2 separate regions of the Homo sapiens genome follow, and region 2 is linked to region 1. Evidence: chromatin loops called from intact Hi-C (ENCODE). Cell type or tissue: GM12878. All regions are shown on one strand. Each heading gives the region's core, and the rest is flanking DNA. Links, peaks and the distances in the headings are about the cores only. Region 1 overlaps HAUS8 (HAUS augmin like complex subunit 8). Region 2 overlaps MYO9B (myosin IXB).

Region 1 (8,000 bases), core at 1-8,000:
TAGACACATTTAAGTATTTGCTAGTTTTCCAGAGAGAACATATAACTTTGGTCATCAGGAGAAACAAAGTTTTTACACATATGTTGTCAAAAAATATTTTTTTAAAGAAACACATGGAGCACTGGCCTTCTAATAACCAAAAGCAAAACAAAAATCTTATAAAGAGCAATGGCCAGGTGCAGTGGCTCCCGCCTGTGGTCCCAGCTACTCAGGAGGCTGAGTTGGGAGGATCGCTCGGGTCCAGGGGTTTGAGGCTGCAGTGAGCCATCACACCACTGCACCCCATCCTGGGAGACAGAGCAAGACCAGAGCAACGACATGACGACGCACAGACACCACTCTCATTCAATATCACAGTGGAGGTCCTCAGATAAGAAGTAAAAGGCAAACAGGTTGAAAAGGAAAAGTAAAACTCTGTTCTTACAAACGTAATTTTTCATGTAGGAAATCCCCGAACATCTTCAAAACTGCTATTAAAATTAGTAAGTTTAACAAGAGTTTTCTTTCAATTTTGTGTGTGAACTTGACTGGATATGGGGTGCCCCAGACTGAACATTTTTGGGTGTGTCTGTGAGGGTGTTTACTAATGAGATCAGCATTTGAATTGGTGGATGCAATAAACTGCCCTCCCCAGTGTGTATGGGCACCATCCAATCCCTTGAGGGCCTGAATACAACAAAACAGTGGAAGGAGGAGAAATTCATACCTTTTGCTTCCTGCTTGCCTGGTTGAGCTGAGACATCTTACCCCATCTCCTGACCTGTCCTCAAACTGGGACTTACACCTTTGGCTCCCCTGGTCTCAGCCCTTCAGACTCACACTGAACTAAACCACCAACCTTCCTGGCTCTCCAGTTTGCAGACAGCAGATCCTGGGATTTCTCAGCCTCCATAATCACATGAGCCAATCCCGTGTAAATAAATCTCCTTTTATATATTCATATCCTTTTATAAGCCTCTCTTATTGGTTCTGTTTCTCTGGAGAACTCTAATACAGCAGGGGTGCAGGACACACGATCAATATGTAAAAATTCATATTTCTAGCAATGAAGTAGCAATGAACAAGTTTGGAGATTGAAATTAAAATAGAGTACCATATACAATGGCACTAAACACCAAATGCTTAGTTATAAACCAAATAAAATATGTGTAAGATCTATAATCTGGAAGCTACAAAACAATGTTGGAGGAAATCCAGGAAGATCTAAATAAATGGAGAAGCATACCATGTTCATGGATTGAAAGACTCGCTTTTATTAAGAAGGCATTTGCCCTGATTTATGGATTCAATATAATCAAAATCCAGCAGATATTTTGCTAGAAAATGACAATTCTAAAATCTCTATGGAAAGCCAAAGGAACGAGAAGAGACTAAACAGTCTCGGAAAAGCACAGTGAGAGGTCTCACATTACCTGTTCTCAGGACTTAGTGCAAAGCTACAGTAACCTCAGCAGTGTGGAACTAGCATAAGGATGCATACATAGAACAATGGAAAAGAACAGAGCCCAGACATGATGTGCACATACATGGTCAACTGGTATTTGACAGAGATGATGAGAGAATACAACGGGAAAAAGGAAAATCATTTCAATAAATGGGATTACAACAACTGAACACCCATACATGAAAAAACGAACTTTGATTTAAACATCACACCATACACAAAAACTAACTCACAGACTTAAAAGTAAAACCTAAACTACAAAACTCGTACAAGAAAACAGGAGAAAAATCTGTGATCTTGGATTAGGTGGAGATATCCTGGATAAGACTCCAAAAGCACAATCCACAAATGGGGAAAGTGATCAAATGGGCTTCATCGAAATCGTCAACTACTGCCTCTTAAATTAAAGCACTTAACAGCATGAAAAGACAAGCCAGACTAGAAGAAAATATTTGCAAAGCACCACAAAGAGCTGGTATCCAGAATATAGAAAGCACCCTCAAAACTCAGTAACAAGAAAACAACTCAATTTAAAACTGGACAAAAGATCTCAACAGACACATCCGCAAAGATACAGGAATGGCAAATAAGCACATGAAAAGATGCTCAATATCATCGGCTATTATGAAAACACAAATGAAAACCACAATGAAGTATCACTTCACACCCACAAGACTGGCTAGAATGTGAAAGTAACAACTTGCACTTTTCATCTATGTGCCTAGTGGGAACATAAAGATGGTGCAGCCACTGTGGATAACAGGTAGTTTCCTGTTACCATTATATAGAGATGTTTTCATCTACAACTCATGGCTTGTAACTCCTATAAACCCTTGTTACAGTAAGCAGGATCTCTCTGACCTCCCACACTCCTTTCACCTGCCAGAGAGGGTCCTGCCTCATACCCCAGAGGAAAAAACGCAACAGAGGCCAAGAAGAATCTGAACAGACAGGACTTGCTGGGTTTAAAGCATGCCCTTTTTGACCAATCACATTTCCACAGGGCTGTCCATGCTTCAATCGTGCCTAAGTCATGAAGACTCTATAAAAACCCAAAGGAGCTGGGCGTGGTGGCTCATGCCTGTAATCCCAGCACTTTGAGAGGCCGAGGTGGGCAGATCACGAGGTCAGGAGTTCGAGACCAGCCTGACCAACATGGAGAAACCCCGTCTCTACTAAAAATACAAAATTAGCTGGGTGTGGTGGCATGCGCCTGTAATCCCAGCTACTCCAGAGGCTGAGGCAGAATAGCTTGAACCCGGGAGGCAGAGGTTGCAGTGAGCCAAGATCGCACCACTGCATTCCAGACTGGGCGACAGAGCGAGGCTCTATCTCAAAAAAAAAAAAAAAAGCACAGAGCTTGGAGAGACTTCAGATCAGATAGCTAACACGTGGAGATTCCCAAAGGGTGGTATGCCCGAACAGGCCATGGAAGCTCTGTGCGCCTTCCCCCCATATCTCACTCTACACATCTCTTATCTTCTAAAAAAAAAAAAAAGAGACAGGATCTCACTGTCACTCAAGATGGAGTGCAGTGGCTCACTGCAGACTCAACCTCCTTGGCTCAAATGATCTTCCTGCCTCAGCCTCCCGAGTAGCTGGGACTATAAGCACTCACCACTACGCACAGCTATTTTTATTTTTTTGTAGAGGTAGGGTCTTGCTATGTTGCCCAGGCTGGCCTCAAACTCAGGCTCAAGCAATCTTCCCACCTTGACCTCCCAAAGTGCTGGGATTACAGGCCTAAGTCACCATGCCCAGCCACTTGGCTAATGAAAAAAAAAAAATTTCAGAGACGGGGTCTCGCCCATGCTAGTTTGGAACTCCTGGCCTCAAGCAATCCTCCCATTTCGACCTCCCAAATTGCTGGGATTTCAGGCATGAGCCACCACACTTGGCTCCATCTGTATCCTTTATAATATCCTTTATAATAAACTGGTAAACCTAAGTGTTTCCTTGAGTTCTGTGAGTCACTCCTGCAAATTAACTGAACCCAAAGAGGGGGGTCATGGGAATCCCAACTTGAACTTGGTTGGTCAGAAGTTCTAGAGGCAGAAGAGGGGCAGTCTTGGAGACTGAGCCCTCACCCTATAGGTTCTGATGCTATTTCCAGGTAGTGTGTCAGAATTGAATTGGAAGATACCCAGCTGGTGGCTGCTGCTTGCTGGTGGGGGAACCCTCAGAAGTCCTGTGTTGACTGTTGTTGAGTGGGAGAATAGGAAACACAGTTTGAGTTTTTCTACGAGCCAGCAATCCTCCTCCTGGGAGAAATAAAACCACGTCTACACAGAAAAATACACAAGAATGTTTACGGAGGCTTTATTCATAATCACCAAGACAGGAAACCAACTGACTGCCTGTCAATCAATGAACAGATGAACACAACGTGGTCCATCCACTTGATGGAATACTATTCGGCCATAAGAAGGAACCAGGCCGGGCATGGCGGCTCATGCCTGTAATCCCAGCATTTTGGGAGGCTGAGGCAGGTGGATCATTTGAGGCCAGGAGTTCGAGACCAGCCTGGCCAACATGCTGAAACCCTGTCTCTACTAAAAATACAAAAATTAGCCAGGTGGGGTGGCACACACCTGTAATCCCAGCTACTCGGGAGGCTGAGGAAGGAGAATGGCTTGAATCCAGAAGGCGGAGGTTGCAGTGAGCCGAGATCGCACTACTGCACTCCAGCCTGGGCAACAGAGCGAGACTCCATCTCAAAAAAAAAAAAAAAAGGAAGGAAGCACCTACATGCAATACATGCAACACAGAGGAACTTGAAAGGCACTCTGCTAAGTGTCAGGAGTCAGAGGCAAGGGCTACAAACTGTGATGCCACAGATATGACCTTCTAAAAAAGGCAAAAATGCAGATTCAGAAAGCCAATCTGTGGTTGCCTGGGGGTGGGAGAGGGGCTGGTCCTATCAGAGCACAAGGGGATTTAGGGATGACTCGTTCTGTAGCTTGATTATAGAGGCGGTTCCATGACTGTCTATGTCTGTCAAAACAGGCAAGACCCTATGCTGAAAAGGGGGATGCTGACTCCATGTAAATGACACCCTGATTTTTAAAATGGGGGGAAAAACAGAAAAGATCTAAAGGGCTAAAATGTTACAGCACGCAGACACACGGGGGCGCTGTAACCAAGTCTTGGCAACAACATGAAAATTTGGAGCGTGGAAGACTGTGACCCTTTGTTGAAAACTGCTCTGAGAAGAGTATCTGTTTGTGCAAAGGTATCCTCTTTTCTCAAGCCGAATCTTAAGTCACAGGGTCGAGAACCCACCAGCCACCCAGAGTGGAAGACAGGCAGTGGGAATTTGACTTAATTTTATCATAAACCAAGATTTGGAAAGCAGAGGGAAGAATCCAACCTTGACTTCACTGAAAGAAAATATATAATTGTATAATCTACTGATTGCTCCCACGAACTCTCACACAAAGCACGTTCTCACGTGGTTAAATATCTTTCATGCCATTACTTTCAATGGTTTCACGATATTTCATGGTTTGCCTACACAATAGTTCACTAAACTCTTACTCCAATTCGGAGTGATCGAAGGATGTCATTTTTCCCATAGTTTTTCTCTAAAAACCTGTTTTTTTATTTTATTCTTTTTTTTTTTTTTTTTTTTTTTTGAAGACACGGGTCAGGGTCTCGCTCTGTCGCCAAGGCTGGAGTGCAGTGGTTCAATCTTGGCTCACTGCAACCTCTGCCTCCCAGGTTCAAGCGATTCTCCTGCCTCAGCCTCCTGAGTAGCTGGGATTACAGGTGCACGCCACTGCATCCGGCTAATTTTTGTATTTTTAGTTGAGACGGGGTTTCGCCATGTTGGCCAGGCTGGTCTCGAACTCCTAGCCTCAAGTGATCCGCCCACCTCGGCCTCCCAAAGTAGCTGTTTTTAAATACCAGCCAGACACCAAGAACTGTGTGCTGGGCACTGGATAAGACAGCTTCAGAATCCAGAAAGCGAATTAACTGGGTTGAAAGGCAAGAACAGGCTGGGCGCCAGGGCTCACACTTGTAATCCCAACATTTTGGGAGGCCGAGGCGGGAGCATCACTTGAGCTCAGTAGCTCAAGATCAGCCTGGGCAACATAGGGAGACCCTGTCTCTACAAAAACGTTTAAAAATTAGCTGGTGTGGTAGCACACGCCTTTCGTCCCAGTTACTCAGAAGGCTCAGGTGGGAAGATGGCTTGAGCCTGGGAGGCTGAGGCTGCAGTGAGTCGTGATCACACTGCACTCCAGCCTGGGCAACAGAGAGAGACCTTGCCTCAAAAACAAAAAAAAAGGGTAAGAACGATACCATGTTTCAATGGAGATCACAGCTTCGTAAAAGAGATGCTTATAGCCATGAGCCGTCGATGACAGACTCACAACTGGCAGCATGAAGGGCTGATGGTCTCAAAAGCACCTGAGTGAAGATCCCAAAATGCTTCCTTCAGGACCAGGTTGTGACCACCTCCCATGACTAGTTTCGGAATTCCAGTTGCTCAGAACCTTGCTCAGAACTGCTGCAAATGGAAGCTGGGTGCGGCCTTACCTTTTGGGTTGTCTTCTTTTCATACTGCAGATACCGGGACTCAATCACTCTTCCACCTGTGGGGACACACTGTTGGTGCACAACAAAACTACAAAGGACCGAAGACCCCACACACCCAGACCCCACGCCCCGGAGACCCAGATGCCAGGGGCCCTCTCCACTCAGTGACCAGAACAGAGGAGGTCACCACTCCTCCTGCTCGCCTCTGATCACGTCCTTCGGCAGCCTCAAGCATGCATGGGACGCCTACTGTATGCAAGTCCCAAGCCATGTGTGGAGTCACAGAGTTCCTGAGGAAGTAAGATCAAGGAACACCCTCCAAGGTCAAAGCTGCAAGTGCACTCAGACAAGCGGGAGGGAAAGAAGAAAGAGCTTTCACTGACGGCCTCCAGGTGGCTTCCTCCTTCCTCCCATCTCGTGTGACCCCAATGGCCCCTTCCCCCGCCTGTGTGTCTAGGACTCACTCCTGGTACTACCTTTTACTCCCCCCGCCCCTTACTCAGTTTGGGACCCCCTGCCCTGAGACATGCCCAACACCCAGGCCCTCTTCAGACAGAGCCAAATCCCTAGTGACAGCCCAACCCCAGGTCCCCTTCCAGGGCTACTCCTGGGAGCGTGACTGTGGATGGAACAAATGCCACCTGTCACCCCAGCTTCTGGAGGTAGGGGTCTGAACTGGATCCGGTTAGTCCCATTCTGTCCCCCAGCCCTCTCCCGGACCCCTCCCTCAAAACTGTTCCTCCCACCTCCTACGCCAGGCCCAACCCTTGGTCTCAGCAGGTGACCTGTTTCCTCCTTCACTGGGAAGACAGAAGTGGCCCCAGGAGACCCTCCCGCCACCACATCCAGCCACCTCCAGTCCTGATGGCTGCATTCCCCCGGCCCTGTGAATGGACCTTTGTGCTCCCAGATAAAGCGCCCCCCATTCTGGGCGCTAAAGCCCAGCCCTCACTTCCAAAAGGAAATGCCCCGCAACTCCCACCTCCCTGCCTGAATCCCCACAGCTCCTCTCTCCACCAGATGCTGGAGGTCATTCTTCCTCCTACCTGCACTCTCTGCCTCCCCCCATTTCTCCCATCCCCTTGACAGCAAACACCCCAAGTTCTTTATTCACCAGCTCCCCTTTCTCTCCTTTCTCCTTCCCTTGAATCCCGCCCCCCACAATCCAGCTTGCAGACACACCACCGCACCAGAACACCTTTGGACAAGACCACCGTGACCTCCCTTGCTCCTGAGCCCAGCAGTCCATTCTCAGTCCTGGTCATCTGAACCACCAGGCACAACCACTGCTCGTTCCCTGCTTCCTGAAACCTTCCATCAGCCTCCAACTGCCCTTCAGGGCTGAGACAGGCTGGCGTGCTGGGTCCATGGGCTCAGGAAGCCTAAGTGCCTCCGGGAACCTTCTGGACCCTGTGCCACCAACAACTTGCCTCTAACCTTATCACTTTGTCACCTCTCACTTGCTCTATTCAGCCGCTCTGCCGCGTGGACCCCCTTGCTGTGCATCCCCCTGCAGGCACCTCCCTCTCTCAAGGCTCTGCTCAGTTCAGACCACAGCACACTTGTCTCTGCCTGCCATTTCGTCACAGCATCTGTCATCATCTAGCAACCCCACAGCCTCCTTACGGTTCTCATGCAATGCCCACCTCCTCCCTAGAGCCCCAGGGGCCCAGGATTTTTGTCTCCTTCGCTCGCTGCTATGTTCCACCACCTGGTACGGGGTAGGCACTCGATAATATGTCAAATGAATGATTCTAGGCCAGGCGTAGTGGCTCACGCCTGTAATCCCAGCACTTTGGGAGGCCAAGGCAGGCGGATCACCTGAGGTCAGGAGTTCGCGATCAGCCTGGCCAACATGGAGAAACCCCGTCTCTACTAAAACTACAGAAATTAGCCAGGCGTGGTGGCATGTGCCTGTAATCCCAGCTACTTGGGAGACTGAGGCAGGAGAATCACTGGAATCCAGGAGGCAGAGGCTGCAGTGAGCCGAGATCGTGCCATTGCACTCCAGCCT
Region 2 (12,815 bases), core at 840-8,839, 140 kb after region 1:
GGAACACTGGCAATGTCTGGGGACATTGGGGTTATCACAGCCTCAGGGGAGGGCGCTGTTGGCATCTGGTGGGTGGAGGCCAGGGATGCTGCTTAACCTGCTGTGGTACACAGGGCAGGCCCCAATGTGGAGAGTAGTCCTGCCCTCAATGTCAGTGGCTTTAACTCTGGGTTGACAAGATGAGAGACCAGGCTTGGCCAGAGGGACTGGATTTTATCCCGAGAGCCTAGGGGATGACTTAAGAGAGGATAGAAGTGACCCCTTGGGCACCTCCTCGGGTACGCAGGTCCCCAGGCCTGAGGCACGCAGGGTCAGTTCCTCTCCCCTTCCAGATAAATGACCTCCGTTCCCAGAAGACGCCCATTGAGAGCTTGTTTATCGAAGCCACCGAGAAGTTCAGGAGCAACATCAAAACGATGTACTCTGTCCCGGTATGTGGCGGCCCGGCCTTCAGCCTTTCCCATACCCTGCTCAGACCCGTCATTCCCATCCGCCCCTTGCCCAGGCCTGCAGGGTGACGCCTAGCATTCCTACAGAACGGGAAGATCCACGTGGGCTACAAGGATCTGATGGAGAACTACCAGATCGTCGTCAGCAACCTGGCCACTGAGCGTGGCCAGAAGGACACCAACCTGGTCCTCAACCTCTTCCAGTCACTGCTAGATGAGTTCACCCGTGGCTACACCAAGAACGACTTCGAGCCAGTGAAGGTGGGCAGCCCAGCATGCCACGCCCACCTGTGACATGCCACGCCTACCCATGCCTCGCCATCCTTAGCCACGCCCACCCATGCCTCACCATGCTTATGCCACACCCACCCATGCCCTGCCCATACCACAGCCACTGTGCCATGACTTGATCCACTTATGCCATGCTTACCTGTGCCTCACCATGATCACTTATGCCACACCCACCTGACATGCCACACCCACCCATGCCATGCCACGCCTATGACATGCAACATGCTATGCCTACCCATCCCTTGCCATGATTACATGCCATGCCCACCTATACCATGCCGTGCCCATTTGTGCCACACCTACCTCCTGGTGGGGAGCCCTGCACCCTCCCCAACAGAGCCTCACTTCTGGGTCTGGGGTGTCTGAATGGGGGCGTTAGGGACAATGATGCCACTCCAGGTGAGGGAGGGTTCAGGGTACCCACACGCCTGAGTTATGGGGTGCCAGGGGTGGGTTGGGGCTCTTCCCAGGGGGGCCCCCGCCAACCTCCTCCTTGTGTTCCTCACAGCAGAGCAAAGCTCAGAAGAAGAAGCGGAAGCAGGAGCGTGCTGTGAGTAGGCTGCACATAGATGAGAGTCCGAGCAGGCGAACATTGGCAGGAGCATGCACGTGTGTGTCAGTGTCAATGTGCGCATGGGCCCGTCTGCACGCGTATGTGTGCGTGGACACGTGTGAGTGTGTTTTTCCCCCGGCATATACGGAGCCGTAGTCTTGAATAAGTCACCCCTGAGATCCCATGGGTCGTCATCCACCAGTGGCTGGGGAGGGCTGCCTTCCCCTTTCCCTGCCCAGCGCCTTCCTCTGGCCTCACAGGTCCAGGAGCACAACGGGCACGTGTTCGCCAGCTACCAGGTTAGCATCCCGCAGTCGTGCGAGCAGTGCCTCTCCTATATCTGGCTCATGGACAAGGCCCTGCTCTGCAGCGGTGAGTGGCTCCCCCACCAGGCCCCAAAACCCTCCATGTCCCCCACCACCCCTCACTGCTCAAGAGGTCTTCAGGGCCAGGCGGGGTGGCTCACACCTGTAATCCCAGCACTTTGGGAGGCCGAGGCAGGTGGATAACGAGGTCAGGAGTTTGAGACCAGCCTGGCCAAGATGGTGAAACCTCATCACTACTAAAAATACAAAAATTATCTGGGCACAGTAGTGGGCACCTGTAATCCCAGCTACTCGGGAGGCTGAGGCAGGAGAATCACTTGAACCTGGGAGGCGAAGGTTGCAGTGAGTCGAGATCGCGCCACTGCACCCTAACCTGGGCAACAGAGCAAGACTCTGTCTCAAAAAAAAAAAAAAAAAGGTCTTCACCCCAGCCCAGCCACCAGGTCAGATCTTTCTGGACCGTTGTCCCAGCCATATCCCACCCCCTCAAACCGTCCACCATCACCGGAGGAGCAGAGCCCAATTCTCAGCTGGCCCCAAGGCCCCCAGTAGCCAGCACCCACCCACATCTGCAGCCTCCTCTCCTCGTGGGCCCTGCCTCTCTGTCTCTGTACACGCTGCTCCACCGCCTGAACCATCGGCCCCTCCTTCCCCAGGCTCCTCACGGTCCCTCCCCTGTAGGCCAGACTCAGCCCCAGGGGACCCTAAGAGACAGGGCCCAGGAATGACCCAGCTGATCCATGCTCACACAGCTTTGATATGGCCAAGTCAGTACCCAAGCCCAGGCAGCCTCCAGAGGCCCAGCAGGGTCAAGAGGGCCTCTCCTACATGTGTTTTTCTGCCAGAACCATTTGGGCCAGGGTCTTTTCAGCCCAGAAGGCAGCCCCACCACCCCACATCTGTCCAACAGTCAGTTGTCATGGTCCTGAGATAAGGATGCGGGACCCAGGCCCGTCCCCTCACCTGATTCCATCCTTGCCAGGTGCCAGACACTCTCTTCTTTAGCGTAACCAGTGTACCCTCTGCAAGGCGTCAGCTGGGTGGCCTGGGATTCAGTGTGGTTGGAAGAAGGAAAAGCAGCATTGTCTTTGCCCCGTGACATCTTCGTCCCAAGTCCCCAAGGCCACCTCCTGGCAGGACCTTTAGACCTTTAGTTCTGCCAGTAGGTGGCCTTGGGGACTTGGGGCAAGGATGTCACAGGTCCCCACAAACACCTGCTCATGGTTCCGCTAGCCAGGCTGGGTCTGAGGCCATGAATGGCCACCTTGGAGCTATGAAGTTTGTCCACACAGCCTCCTCTCTCAGGAGTCAGGGCACAGGTTCCTGCAGTGTGGGTTTAGAAGTTGGCAGGCCAGGCACAGTGGCTCACACCTGTAATCCCAGCACTTTGGGAGGCTGGGGCGGGAGGGTCGCTTGAACTCAGGAGTTCTAAATCAACCTGGGCAACATGGCAAGACCCCATCTATACAAAAAAAAATACAGAAATTAGCCAGGCACGGTGGTGCACGCCTGTAGTGCCAGCTACTTGGGAGGATCACCTGGGCCTGGGAGGTCAAGGCTCCAGTGAGCTATGATAGTGCCACTGCACTCTAGCCTGGGTGACAGAGTGAGACCCTGTCTCAAAAAGAAAAAGAGAAACCAAAAAGAAGGCAATCCAGGCCAGGTGCAGTGGCTTACGCCTCTAATCCCAACACTTTGGGAGGCCGAGGTGGGCAGATCACCTGAGGTCGGTAGTTCGAGACCAGCCTGACCAGCATGGAGAAACCCTGTCGCTACTAAAAATACAAAATTAGCCAGGCGTGGTGGCGCACACCTGTAATCCCAGCTACTCGGGAGGCCGAGGCAGGAGAATCACTTGAACCCGGGAGGCGGAGGTTGCAGTGAGCCGAGATCACGCCATTGCGCTCTAGCCTGAGAACAAGAGTGAGACTCCATCTCAAAAAAAAAAAAAAAAGAAGGCAATTGGCGGCCCCCGGCCAGCTGGGTGGGTGGCTGCAGGAATCTGGGGTCCCCAGCACCCTCTGTGACTCCCACCCTGTGGACCTCCTAGTGTGCAAGATGACCTGCCACAAGAAGTGCGTGCACAAGATTCAGAGCCACTGCTCCTACACCTACGGGAGGAAGGTGAGTGTACGAGGCCTGGAACTTTCTACAATGACACTCCACTCACGGCCAGGTGCACCAGGAGGTGGTGCTTGATGTGAGGGCCAAGCGAAGCATTGAGCAGCCAGTAGGGGGCGGCTGTGGCCTCTGGTTCTGCAGAACACACCATTGTCCCCGGTTCTGTACAAACTCCTTGAGGCCCTCAGGCAGGGCCCAGGCCTGTGTGTGTGTCTCAGCTCCCCCAGCCCTGCTCATCCTTGCTCCTGAGAGAGTCCTGAGCCATGCAGAGGGAGGCCCCCCAACTCTGTGCATAAGGTTGGGGTCCTGGGTGCTGGGGGTGCAGCAAGAGTCAGGGTCTACTTCTGTGAGGTGGCTGTGGGGGCTAGGTTATAGCTCTCTCCCCACGAAGGACCACCCATGCCTTGGGTGGCCTACAAAGGAAGCCCCTGCCCAGTGGCTGCCATGCTGGCCTTGACTTCTGCAGCCCCACACCCCCAACAACCACGCAGAAGGAGACAGGGAGGGACAGAACAGCAGAGGAAGCCCTGAGGGCCTTGTGCGGGACCAGGAGGCAGAGGCCCCCAGAGACAGCTGGAGAGGAAGACAGCCAGGCCCAGACCTGACCCCCAACCCCGGCACTGCAGGGCGAGCCAGGCGTTGAGCCTGGCCACTTCGGCGTGTGCGTAGACAGCCTGACCAGCGACAAGGCCTCGGTGCCCATCGTGCTGGAGAAGCTCCTGGAACACGTGGAGATGCACGGCCTGTACACCGAGGGCCTCTACCGCAAGTCGGGTGCTGCCAACCGCACTCGGGAGCTCCGGCAGGCGCTGCAGACAGGTGGGCGCTGTGGGCAGGTGGGTGCAGTGCCAGGCCCCAGGCACAGCCGTCCTGCCAGTGCGCCGCTCACCAGACCCACCCCACCCACCCCACAGACCCCGCAGCAGTCAAGCTGGAGAACTTCCCCATCCACGCCATCACAGGGGTGCTGAAGCAGTGGCTGCGGGAGCTGCCCGAGCCCCTCATGACCTTCGCACAGTACGGCGACTTCCTCCGAGCCGTCGGTGAGCCCCATGGCGGTGCGGGTGGCAGCAGGTGGCCACAGCCAGGATACAGCGTTCGCTGTGACCAGCCCAGGAGGCAGGACCACCCAGTTCACAAACTGAGAAACTGAGGCCCAAAGCAGTCGGCCCAGCCAAACCGGGTCCCCAGTTTGGGGTGGGGCCAGGACACCTCTGTAGCCATCCATTCTTGCCTGGGCACCACAGGGTGGATGGCACCTGTGCATCTCAGGTCGTGTTGGTGGGGACAACAGGCACCTTGGGGACCCTTGGGAGCTGACGTCCTCAAACCCCACTGCCTGCAGAGCTGCCGGAGAAGCAGGAGCAGCTGGCTGCCATCTATGCCGTCCTGGAGCACCTTCCAGAAGCCAACCACAACTCCCTGGAGAGACTCATCTTCCACCTTGTCAAGCAAGTGCCTCCCCACCTGCCCTCTGTGGGGTTAGGGTCGCATTGGGAACCCGCGAGGCAGCATTTCCCAGGAGGACCCGAGCTGGCGTTCTGTGGTGGTTTCGAACCAGGATGCAGACCACTGTTGGGGGTTCTGGGAGGGGGCCAGGCTGCTGGGCCGCCCGGGTCCCTTGAGGTACCTCTCTGTGCTGCGGAAGCATCTCCCAGTGCTGGGCTGTGGCACTGCTTTCCCAACAGCCACCCCAGGGCTCAGAAGTTCAGTCTCGGGGCTCCCTGGTACCTCCCTCCCTCGGCCCTAGCCATCCTCTAACTGCCAGTGGCTGTGCAGGGTGGCCCTGCTCGAGGATGTCAACCGCATGTCACCTGGGGCGCTGGCCATTATCTTCGCACCCTGCCTCCTGCGCTGCCCTGACAACTCGGACCCGCTGACCAGCATGAAGGACGTCCTCAAGATCACCACGTGAGTGCCCACCCTGCCCCGGAGGCATGCTCAGGGCAGCCCCACCCAGGACCCCACGACAGCTCCATCCATCCCTGTGTAAATAAATGTGTAAGAAAAGTCCAGAGCCGAGTGCAGCGGTTCACACCTGTAATCCTAGCTACTTTGGGAGGCCAAGGCAAGAGGATCACTTGAGGCCAGGAGTTCGAGACCAGCCTGGGCAACATAGCAAGACCCTACAAAAAATTTGAAATTGGAAATTTGTATTTAAATATAAAAATTTAAATTTCCAAATTTAAATTTTTAAATTCAAATTTTTATTTAAATATAAAAATTTAAATTTTTGTCTCTACAAAAAATTTAAAAATTAGGCCAGGCGTGGTGGCTCACACCTGTAATCCCAGCACTTTGGGAGGGCGAGGTGGGTGGATCACTTGAAGCCAGGAGTTTGAGACCAGCCTGACCAACATGGTGAGACCCCATCTCTATTAAAAATACAAAAATTAGGCTGGACGAGGTGGCTCACGCCTGTAATCCAGCACTTTGGGAGACCGAGACGGGCAGATGACCTGCGGTCGGGAGTTCGAGACGAGCCTGACCAACATGGAGAAATCCTGTCTCTACTAAAAATGCAAAATTAGCCGGGCGTGGTGGCGCATGCCTGTAATCCCAGCTACTTGGGAGGCTGAGGCAGGAGAATCACTTGAATCCAGGAGGCGGAGGTTGCAGTGAGCTGAGATCATGCCATTGCACTCCAGCCTGGGCAACAAAAGCGAAACTCTATCTCAAAAAAAAAAAACAAAATACAAAAATTAGCCAGGCCTGGTGGCATGTGCCTATAATGCCAGCTACTGGGAGGTGGAGGCTACATTGAGCTGAGATCGCACCACTGCACTCCAGCTGGGCAACAGAGTGAGACTCCGTCTCAAAAAGAAAATTTAAAAAAATAAAAAATATATATATAAACTAGCCAGGTGTGGTGGCAGGCGCCTGTAATCCCAGCTACTCGGGAGGCTGAGGCAGGATAATTGCTTGAACCCAGGAGGTGGAGGTTGCAGTGAGCTGAGATCACGCCACTGCACTCCAGCCTGGGCGACAGAGCGAGACTCCGTCTCAAAAAAAAAAAAAAAATCCAGATGGCAGTGGCCCCAGCAGTTGTGTCTTTTTGAATGTGCTTTAATGAGCACACCCCATTGTACTAAAACAGAACTTTTTTTTTTCTTTTTGAGACGGAGTCTCACTCTGTCTCCCAGGCTGGAGTGCAGTGGCACGATCTCGGCTCACTGCAAGCTCCGCCTCCCGGGTTCACGCCATTCTCCTGACTCAGCCTCCCAAGTAGCTGGGACTACAGGCGTCCACCACCACGCCCGGCTAATTTTTTGTATTTTTAGTAGAGACGAGGTTTCACTATGTTAGCCAGGATGTTCTCGATCTCCTGACCTTGTGATCCGCCGTGAGCCACCGCTTCCAGCCTAAAACAGAACTTTTAACAAAGGCTGGATGATAGGTGAATGGTAGTGGATTCCTCTCTCTGCTACAAAGCGTCCTGTCACGGGAGGATAAGGAACAAGCAGCAGCCCCTGCAGGTCGCACCACAGAGCTCACCCAACCTGAGTCCCTCTGGTACTGACCACTCCAGACTGAGTCCCTCTGGTACTGACCACTCCGGACTGAGTCCCTCTGGTACTGGCCACTCCGGGCTGAGTCCCTCTGGTACTGACCACTCAGGGCTGAGTCCCTCTGGCACTGAACACTCCGGGCTGAGTCCCTCTGGTACTGACCACTCCAAGCTGAGTCCCTCTGGTTCTGACCACTCCAAGCTGAGTCCCTCTGGTTCTGACCACTCCAAGCTGGGTCCCTCTGATACTGACCACTCCAGGCTGAGTTCCTCCCAATAATGACCACTCCAAGCTGAGTCCCTCTGACACTGACCACTCCGAGCTGAGACCCTCTGATACTGACAACACCAGGCTGGCCTTGACCACCAAGTGGGCATACTGTGGGTCAGCCCATGTCTGGAGCCCCTGGGGCCATCTGCCTATTGCCCCTGGGACAAACTGCCCAGCAGCTTGTACTTCTCTGCGAGGCAGGATAATTCCCACCCTACTGGTGACTAAGGGGTTCAGTTCACTCTGACCCTCCTTCAAACAAGGAGGCGTGCAGAGACAGGAGACAGGCTCAAAGAGGTAGAGTGAGCTGCCGAAGGTCACACTGCATGGGAGCTGGCACAGCCGTGTCCCAGGCACTGCTTGGTCTCTGAGCCTCAACCACTGCCCCCCAGGCACCAGCTAGCATCTCCCTGGACCTCAGACGTCCCCGGGGCGGTAACTGAGTCACTTCCTCCCGTGGGCCTTCTCTGTAGGTGCGTGGAGATGCTGATCAAGGAGCAGATGAGGAAATACAAAGTGAAGATGGAGGAGATCAGCCAACTGGAGGCTGCAGAGAGTATCGCCTTCCGCAGGCTTTCGCTCCTGCGACAAAATGCTGTGAGTACCGGTGATCGTGGGGGCGGGACCTCTTTGGTGGGGCGGAGCCTGGTGCTGGGCAGGGCCTTGGGCGTGGCTTTGTTGCTGGGAAGGCTGGTGAGTGGGGTCTTGGTGGGCGGGGCCTTGGGTGGGCAGGACCTCCCATGCCGAGGATGGGACCGGGTAGTGGGTGTGGTCTCGGGTAGCAGGGCGGGGCCTCCCTTCCCAGTTCCCCGCCCACTCCTACCACACCCTTGGCCACAACCAGCCTGGCTGGGGCCACCAGGCCCTGCAGGTAGGGGCAGACTTACTGCCTTGAACGAAAGACGATGGTCCTCGCTCAGCCTCACTCCAATTATGTTCCTCTAGGTGGGGCAGGTAGGGGGACCAGCTTCCTGCTTGCTGGTGGTTCAGGTCATGCGTCCAGCCTTGTCCCTTCTGACCTGGGCCCTACCCACGGGGAAATGTTCCCATAGCAGAAGAATCAGCCCCACAGTGCAGGGGTGTGTTAGTGGGGAACGGGCTCTGGGCTCCTGTGGGAACCAGGGACCCCCTATCTTGGTACCGGTCATTGGATGTATCCCCAGCTCATGCCTGTGTCTGTCTTGGCCCGTGTGGTCACCCTGTGTTCATCTCTCTCCCAGCCATGGCCTCTCAAACTGGGGTTTTCGTCTCCCTATGAGGGGGTCCTGGTATGTACGCGTTCGGTGGGCCCGCGGTGCATGTCTCCCGGTGCAGTGCATGCTGGGGTTCCCTGGGGCCCTGGGCCCCTCGTAGGATAGACAGAGCCTGTCCTAACCTTCCGGAAGTGCATGCTGGGGAGGCCCCTTGCCTGCTGACCTTCTGTGCTCAGGACGACTAATCGGCCACATGACCACCACTCTGTCCCATGGGATTCCTAGAGAAGTCTCACTAAGAGCCCAGCACACTCACATCACAACTAACCTCCTGGGATCTGCTCACACCTCCGGCAGTAACCTCGCCCACTCAGAGATGTCAGTGGGACCCCTTGCTTCTTTGTTTCAGAACAAGAGCCCCAAGACCCGGGACATCCAGGAGGAGGAGCTGGAGGTGCTGCTGGAGGAGGAGGCAGCCGGCGGCGATGAGGACCGGGAAAAGGAGATTCTCATTGAACGGATCCAGTCCATCAAGGAGGAGAAGCAAGTGGCTCAGTCCCCTCCCTCAGTCCTTCATGTTTAGGGCAAGCTGGAGTGCAGGTTCCATCCCTGGTGGTCCGCTTGACCTCGCCAGGTTTGGTCCTGTCATCCCTAACACTGGGCAAACAACACTTTTTTTTTTTTTTTTTTTTTTTTTGAGACGGCGTCTCGCTCTGTCGCCCAGCTGGAGTGCAGTGGTGCTATCTCGGCTCACTGCAACCTCCATCTCCCGGGTTCAAGCGATTCTCTGCCTCAGCCTCCGAGTAGCTGGGATTACAGGTGCCCACCACCATGCCCTGCTAATTTTGTGTTTTTAATAGAGACAGGGTTTCACCACATTGGCCAGGCTGGTCTTGAACTCCTGACCTCAAGTGATCCACCCACCTTGGCCTCCCAAAGTGTTGGGATTACAGGCGTGAGCCACCGCACTCGGCCTTTATTTCTGAGACAGGGTCTTTCTCTGTCACCCAGGCTGGATTGCAGTGGTGCGATCACGGTTCACTGCAGCCACAATCCCCTAGGCTCACGGGGTCCTCCCACCTCAGCCTCCCCAGTAGCCGGAACCACAGGTGGTGCACACCACCACGCCTGGCTAATTTTTTTTACTTTTTGCAGAACAGGGTCCGCCTATGTTGCCCAGGCTGGGTTCAAACTCCTGGGCTCAAGCAATCCTCCTGCTTGGGGTGGGGGGAGGTTGGGGACACAGAGTTACATCTAGGAGCAGGACAGCCTGCTCTGTTCCACACTGGCCCAGCACTTCCGGTGGGGTGGCCTTGGACACCACTACCCTTTTTCCTCCAGGGAGGACATCACCTACCGGCTGCCGGAGCTGGACCCAAGGGGCTCGGACGAGGAGAACCTGGACTCGGAGACGTCGGCCAGCACCGAGAGCCTGCTGGAGGAGCGGGCCGGGCGGGGGGCCTCGGAAGGTCAGTATTAAGGTAGCGTCTGCTTTTCTCCTTCCCGTCCATCCCAGCAGGCCCCAGGGCGAGGGTCCTCCGGCTGCCGGCCCTGAAGCTGCAGTAACCCTGCCATCTGTCTCTCAAAAGGGCCCCCTGCGCCTGCTCTCCCTTGCCCCGGCGCGCCCACCCCGAGCCCCCTCCCCACCGTGGCCGCCCCTCCACGACGAAGGCCGTCGTCCTTCGTAACGGTCAGAGTGAAGACCCCCCGGCGGACCCCCATCATGCCCACGGCCAACATCAAGCTCCCACCAGGCCTGCCCTCCCACCTGCCTCGCTGGGCACCGGGTGCCCGGGAGGCGGCTGCCCCAGTGCGGCGCCGGGAGCCACCTGCCCGCCGCCCGGACCAGATACATTCCGTGTACATCACGCCCGGGGCAGACCTGCCAGTGCAGGGCGCCCTGGAGCCCCTAGAAGAGGATGGCCAGCCACCTGGGGCCAAGCGGAGGTACTCGGATCCCCCAACGTACTGCCTGCCCCCCGCCTCGGGCCAGACCAATGGCTGAGAGCCACAGCTGACAAAGTCTGCATGTCCGAGGACGGCCCCTGCACTGGAGCTGGGCGCCAGAGCTGCAGAGCTAGTGTTCGGCCCTCAGAGAAGGATCCAGAATCAAAAGCTCAAGAGTGACGTGAGGTGGGCACCGGCCCCAAGTGCAGAGTCAAGGCAGGGAGAGGCCGGCTGGAGCCAGGCCCCCTCGCACGCAGCCCCCAAATCATGGACGCACCTGTGGGGAGCACCACATCTCCACCTGCGGCCTCACATCTCCCCACTCCCCTTTTTGTACGTTTAACTGTTTCTTTGTACGTGGTTTACGTAACTTTAAACTGTAACAGCCTTAATGGAAGACCAAATGGTTTTTTATATGTGTATGTACAAAGTTTTCTATTAACGCTGCCCGTCTCCCTTATAACCTGGACGTGAGCTGTCAGAGCAGAAGCCACTAGGCCACTGCGCGTCTGAGGCTCAGACCCTGCTGTGGTTGGCTTGGGGTGGCCAATGGGCTGGGACCCTCCATGAGAGTTTTGGACACTTGGGTCACCTGACCCGTGCCTCTCTGACACATGTCTCCGGGGGGCAGCCACCTGGCCAATGTGCATTTTTGCACATGCTGGAACCTTCCATGGGGGTCTGGGCTATTGGCTGGAGCCAGGACATGAGTCAGGGGCACCATGGACCTCACGTGCCAGGGAGACTTGAATGTGGCTGTCACTCTTCCGGACGCCAAGGGCTGCAGGAGGCTGCTTTTGGCACTACCCACCCCGTGTGACAGAATAGGAGCCAGCGACTCAGGACTGCTCACGGGTCAGGAGGGCAACGCCTGAAGTCAGACCTCCCTATAGGTCAACAGGGACAACCTGGGGATCTCTGGAGCAGGGCCCTCCTCTCTCAGGCTTGGCCCACTCCCCCAGACACCTGGACACGTGGCCACAAATCTGGGACAAGGGGCCCCCGCACAGCATGAAATAAAAAGTGCCTGAGAAGTGTGTGCATGGGACGCCTGCTCATATGGGATCGGGCTTGGAAGAACAGGGCCGGTGGGTGGGGGTCTGCCCTGTGGCCTCAGCCAAGAAGGGTGCAGAATATGGGTGGAACACTGTCCTCAAAGTTCTGTCTTGATCCTCCACCAAACAGGGAGCTCCCAGCAGAGCCTCACTTGGCCAGGAGCGCCTGCTGTCCTGGCAGCCCTCTCTGGCCTCCCTGATTCAGTGCCCAGCCTCTGGAGCCTAAATGTCAGCTGCAGCAGCCACCCATCCAGCAGAGGTGGCCAGTTCCTGGTGGGCCCAGCAGGACAGGAACAGATGGGCTCCCAGGCTGCCATCGGATGGGAGTCGTGGGAACTGGCTGGCTGGTATTGGTTGGGGCACCGTGAAGAACCCAAGTTCAGACAGCACATGCCAGAGGTTGAGGGGCTTCTCCAAGGCCACACAGTTGGGAGGGGCATGGCTGGGATTTAGACTCTGCCCTGCCAGCCTCTAGAGGCCCCTTTGATGGGCCCTGGGTTTGGTCTCCATTGTTTGTTGTGGGTTTTTTTCTTGAAACACGGTCTCGCTCTGTCACCCAGGCTGGAGTGCAGTGGCGCGATCTCGGCCCACTGCAGCCTCCACCTCTCGGGTTCAAGCGATTCTCCTGCCTCAGCCTCCCGAGTAGCTGGGATTACAGGCACGCACAACCAAGCCCAGCTAATTTTTGTGTTTTTTGATAGAGACAGGGTTTCACCATGTTGGCCAGGCTGCTCTCCAAACTCCTGACCTCCAGTGATCCATCCACCTCACCCTCCCAAAGTGCTGGGATTACAGGCGTGAGCCACCGCACCTGGCCCTCCATGGTATTTTCTTTTTTTTTTTTTTTTTTTGAGACGGAGTCTTGCTTTGTTGCCCAAGCTGGAGTGCAGTGGCACAATCTCGGCTCACTGCAACATCCACCTCCTGGGTTCAAGCGATTCTCCTGCCTCAGTCTCCCAAGTAGCTGGGATTACAGGCACCCACCATCACGCCCGGCTAATTTTTGTATTTTTAGTAGAGACGGGGTTTCACCATGTTGGCCAGGCTGGTCTCAAACTCCTGACCTCAGGTGATCCATCTGCCTCAGCCTCCCTAAGTGCT

Evidence for each region. Peaks named below come from ENCODE experiments on the same cell type or tissue, not always from the same donor. Only the 100,000 strongest peaks of a DNase experiment are listed, where the experiment ranks them.
Region 2: it touches region 1 in a loop (11-fold over the local background); 21 of 110 quality-filtered maps call a loop at or near these places.

Annotation. Positions count from the first base shown.
Region 1 is chr19:17,063,045-17,071,044 of GRCh38, forward strand. It overlaps HAUS8 (HAUS augmin like complex subunit 8), which reads right to left. Exons shown (of 11, transcript NM_033417.2): 3 at 5,987-6,042. Among named protein-coding and RNA genes, the nearest start is that of HAUS8, 8.4 kb to the right of the region's middle. In GM12878, for the core only: CTCF peaks have their summits at 4,565 (motif pointing right) and 6,383 (motif pointing right); DNase peaks (open chromatin) are centred at 2,157 and 4,600; H3K27ac peaks cover 513 bases.
Region 2 is chr19:17,201,594-17,214,408 of GRCh38, forward strand. It overlaps MYO9B (myosin IXB), which reads left to right. Exons shown (of 40, transcript NM_004145.4): 27 at 333-431; 28 at 537-710; 29 at 1,249-1,290; 30 at 1,554-1,665; 31 at 3,670-3,743; 32 at 4,367-4,559; 33 at 4,655-4,783; 34 at 5,086-5,191; 35 at 5,520-5,651; 36 at 7,993-8,116; 37 at 8,740-8,787; 38 at 9,122-9,255; 39 at 10,054-10,181; 40 at 10,302-11,693. The coding sequence ends at 10,717. Among named protein-coding and RNA genes, the nearest start is that of USE1, 7.4 kb to the right of the region's middle. RefSeq lists a silencer at 8,236-8,345 and an enhancer at 8,715-9,220. In GM12878, for the core only: a CTCF peak has its summit at 3,852 (motif pointing right); no DNase peak of the experiment used is centred there.